Regions from separate parts of the Homo sapiens genome. Here region 2 is linked to region 1. Evidence: chromatin loops called from intact Hi-C (ENCODE). Cell type or tissue: Calu3. All regions are shown on one strand.

Region 1 (2,500 bases):
TGGGTTTATTTTGACTGTGTTATTTATGCCGTGATTCATCTGTGCAAAAACCTAAGCCATGGAAGATAATTTCCATTTACCTTTTACCTGGAATTTCTATTGGTTCACCCTTAGTGTGGGGATTTGGAGGCAGATTCCAGGCACCTGTTTACCATGGCTCAAGGGGCATTCCTGTGTTGACCAGGATGTTGCTTTCCCCCGGGCAGGAGAGTGAAGGTCTTGCTGCACCAGGTAGAAATACTTTTGGGTAAAGTTTGATTTGCAAATCATGGATGAGTTTATTCCAGGCAGAAATAAAGCATTTGATTGAACTGCCGTTTATGGGAGTCATTAGCGTCTGCTGTGCACGCTTGATTGCCTGTGTGCTTAGAGCTCCCATCTCATCTGGGATGCTCTGCGTTAGGACTTCTAAGCAGAACGCAGCCTGTTGCTTCTTCCATGTGGTTTGCATTGATCAAACTTCTATTTTGTGATGCTCTGAGAATGGGGAACACGATTGGCTGTGGAATAGCAGCAATAATATCATTAGAAACCAGAGCAATTATCCAGTCATCATCATTTGCAGGGCTAGCATGAACGATGGTGGTTAGAGAATGCATCGTGTTTGGACAGCATTTTATTAATTAGCATTTCCCCCTGCTTGCTGGGGACGATGATTCCTGAGTTCTAAATGAATATGAACACAGATAACGAAGAACTGCCTCAATATCCCAGTTACCATGCCGACTATCTTATAGTCATTTTCTGATGACATTCTTGATTGATTCTTTTGGGAACTTTGGTTACCACACAGGCTTAAGGCAGTTTTTTTCCTGCCATCTTGACAATAACATTTCTCTTCTCTCCAAGGGAAATACAAATGCATCTTCAGGGTGGTATTCCTTTAACTTGAGCTTAAAAATTTTATTATTAAATATTTATCAAAGTTAAATAAATGATGTGGTTAATTATAACACTGATAAAGTTTTCTTTTCCTGCTGTGGAGACTGGCTCCAGAGAACAACCCGGGCTGCAATTGCTTGCGTGACCCGCTAGGTGGTGCAGCTGAAGAAAGCATGCGCATGCAGCTTCGTAAATGGCCGAGGAAATAAATAATGGGGTCGCTTAATGGGTTTGGGGATAAATAATGACTGTTTGCTTTTTTTGGACAACTTTGATAGAGATCTTGGGAATGAAATATCAGCTTGACAACCTCCTATCTGTTCAGCACAAAATCAATTATGTTTCTAGTTAAACATTAGGGAGGGAGAGATTTGATTCAAATGTAGGCATGAGTTTCATTTTATTTTTTAGTTTAGAGCAGTTCCTGCTTTTCTAAGGGCAAATAAAAAAGTTACAAAAGAGAATGAAAGAATAAAAACCCCAAAGCACTCTGTATTGTCTTCATTCACCTGTAGGAAACAACCTTCCCCATGAGGTCTCTATCCTGTCTGGTTTTAAACTTAAGATTGTAAAAACTTTTTATGCTAGATATTATCTCCCTGGTAATGGAAGCAATGAAAGGCCTGAGAATATTTGTGATGCTCAGTACATATTGAGTGTATAGCATTGTTCTCCTGTTAAATAAGTATCTTTACTGGTGTAAAATGATTGAGCCACCTAGCCGGTGGCATACAACCACTGAAAGATAAAACATAAAATTTCACCAGGAGCCCAGTGGAACACACACTGTGAAATTTAACTACAGGAACCTTCTCCACAGGCTCCTTCTCCTTCCCCAGCTCTACTTGCAAACTGTCACATTTTTATTTGGATTACTTCTGTTAAGAGCTTGACTGATCTAAGCTTTAAATCAGGTACTTAGCCAAGCATTACTGGTTAGAATAGGTTTGTTTGTGAGCTTTCTCAATGCTTTTATTTTACATTTTATTGATATAGACCTTTTGCATTCACTGCGGAAGAGCCATCCCTTAAACAGGGAGCTCAATCAGCATCAGAAGTGTAGGCAAGAATAGGTGTGACCTCTGTGGACAGCAGTTTGTCCAATAGTACAACATTTAAAATACATATCTCCTTTAATCTAGTAATTCCAGGACTAGGAATTTAACCAGCACACATGCTTGCACAAATAGTTAGCAGTATATATGTGAAGATTTTTTTTTAATTACAGCATTGTTTGCAATAAAAAGGAAGCCTATAAACAACCTGATTGTTCACCACTAGGGGACTGGTTCTGTGAGTGTATCCATAATAATGCAAAATAGTGCAGTAATTCAAACAGATCAATTCTGTTTATTTATATTTACTGGTATATTGTCCATACAGTGATACATCTTGAACAACGTTCAAGAAATATTAACTGAAAAAATTGCAGAATAGTATTCATTTATTTTTACTTTTAATTTTTGTGAGTGTATAGTAGGTGTATATATTTATGATGTACATGAGACGTTTCAATACAGGAATGCAATGTGAACAGGCACATCGTGAAGAATGGGTCATCTACTCTTTCAAGCATTTATCCATTGAGTTGCAAACAATCAAATTACACCCTTTATTT
Region 2 (2,500 bases), 500 kb after region 1:
ACATTTGTAAATATGTAGAAAGATCTCCACTATTTTCATTTTTACTAATATTGCACAGTAAGTTTTATTCACTATTACTAGTAGAAATTATTTCCCAGTGCTAATGTCTTGTCCTAATCACATTTTAGATTTTACAAACTAATACTGAAAATGGTTTTGTCTGAATTCTAATTCTCTGTTCTGAGCATTGATTGGCTTTTGAAAAAAGGTTTCAAATAAACTTAAATAAATTTGAAGCTATTGCTTACTTTATTTTCCACTTCATTTTCTTTCCAGTGTAAATATATATATATAGTTCTGGAAATTAGTTTTTTTTCTTACAAATCTTCAATCAAAGGTTTAGTGTGTTCAGGGGATCCACTAGCATGCCACAGGATCATAAATTTACTTCTAGGGTAGTGTTCTAAGGTCTGCTCAGCTATCATCATCAGCGTGGTAGTTTACTTTTTCCACTGGAAGTAAATGCAGTTTATATAACCTATTCGTGTCACTGACAGTGGCCAAATACTTCAAATTGTGCCATACATTTTACAGTCTCAAAACTCTGTGAGCATAACATGAAATGAACATTTGCTTCTGAAGGTCCCTAGCATGCCCTTATCTGTGTGATAATCCGTGGGTGGCCAACAATACCATGCTAACATATTTCTGAGCAGTGTGCAGCATATACATTTCTTAATAACTCAAGATTGATACTACCTTATTAAAATGTAATGTGGGGTTTTATTCCTGTTAGAGTTAGTTTGAAATCATGCTTATAATCATAGGTAATTTCATTGGCATATGTAAATTTAAAATAAGAATTCAAATGCCTCATAATTAAAAAATCTATCAAATTTGGAAAATTCTGTGTGTGAATTTCTTATATCAAGATAGCAGGCTAAGATAAGGGTAACTTTTCTGTCCTCTGACGTTAATGAAGAAGTTCAGACTTGCTGTTTGAGGCACATGATTAAGGAACATTTGCATATCCTCCAGTGCAATACTCAAGCAGTGTCTCATGCAAGAAACAAACTCCCAATACTCTTGTTTTTGCCCTTAACTTTCCTTTTCTCTGTAAAGTTGAATGGTTTGACTTTCATCTTAACAAATGCAAATATTCTAAGCCAAGGTTCATGTCTCTATGATTCATTGCAATACCAAAAGGAAAACAACATATCTGAGTAATGACACATACAACCACTTAAAATTTGGTGTCTGACCCAAAAATCAATTCCGGATTAATGAGTGACAAGAGTCAGATAAAACTATGTTCCTTATTTGCTCAGGCTTAATTTGATTTTCCCAAGCTCAGTTCATGTAATGATAAATTATTGACTAACTCCGAGGGCCCTGCTAACAGAAGTTGTATTGCCGTGAAACCTACTTCACGTGGTTCTCACGGGGCACTTTTCTGGGTGTATACACACAAATGGAATTTATTCTTCTACCTGCCTCAAGGATGAATCGTTATTTGAGTGCTTGGTGCTCTTAAGAATTATGCAGCCCTTATTTCTGGCCAGGATCTTGATGAAACATTTTGCTTCTTGGTTTCAGTTTGTGCAGTTCACCACTTATTCTACCACAGAATCTACCTCAGTCCTTCCACGCTTCATGTTCATTCACTGTGGACCTGAAGGAAACACACTTGCTCTTTTATTAGTGCATGGAGACATAATGAGATAATTTTTTAAAAAACAATAAAATACCCTTGGACAGGTTTCCCAAGAAATTTTCAATCACCCCATAAACAAAGAGACTTTGACAATAATTCTACCTATTGGCTTTATATCTGATGTTATTTTCTAGATTGCTACATAGAGGTGGATTAAGGATTATGTGTCTAACAGTGATTTATAAGTTGAACCTAACACATCATTCTTAAAATTCAACTAATGTCATCCCTCAGAAGTTGCAATAAAATGTCCTTTGCATTTGATATTATTTTGATACTTGATTTTGGTACTCCAGAAGTACTAGTATGGCACAAATACTATTCCGGTGTAATATTATAGCATGAATTCTACTTTAAACTATTTTTTGATATTTGTTATTGTAAAATATTTAAATGTTAAGTAACAGTAAAAAATTATGATTACTTTTAATCTTATTCATAAATCACTATTATGAATGAGCAGGTGGATAGTGCCCTGGATTTTTATATCCATTTACAGACACATATTTGGTTATAAAATATAAGAACATGCTCTCTGAATTATCTCAAAGTTTTTTTTAAAAAGTACATTGCATATACATTTTCCCATCTGTATATGGAAATGTATTTCATTCTTTAAATAACTGCAGACTATGACCTATTACGTGCAGGTATTCATTTATACATGTATACAAATTACTTTATGTAACAAGACATTTTAGATTGTTTCCAATTTAAAAATATTATTGTAAATAATGCTGTAAAGAACATTCTCCTGCTTAATTTTTGTCTGTTTCTACATGATAATTTCCTAGAAGTAAAATTTCTAGGTCAGAGGATATAAAAAAAGTGTATATATTAATATTA

Evidence for each region. Peaks named below come from ENCODE experiments on the same cell type or tissue, not always from the same donor. Only the 100,000 strongest peaks of a DNase experiment are listed, where the experiment ranks them.
Region 2: a loop joins it to region 1, with 4 times the contacts of the local background. A loop is called at or near these places in 3 of 110 quality-filtered maps.

The regions. Positions count from the first base shown.
Region 1 is chr18:73,841,521-73,844,020 of GRCh38, reverse strand. No RefSeq gene overlaps it. Among named protein-coding and RNA genes, the nearest start is that of FBXO15, 310 kb to the left of the region's middle. RefSeq lists a silencer at 897-1,070. In Calu3, CTCF peaks have their summits at 1,025 and 2,174; a DNase peak (open chromatin) is centred at 1,040.
Region 2 is chr18:73,339,369-73,341,868 of GRCh38, reverse strand. The region is part of intron 2 of LINC02582 (long intergenic non-protein coding RNA 2582); the gene reads right to left. Among named protein-coding and RNA genes, the nearest start is that of LINC02582, 16 kb to the right of the region's middle. In Calu3, no CTCF peak of the experiment used is centred here; a DNase peak (open chromatin) is centred at 1,378.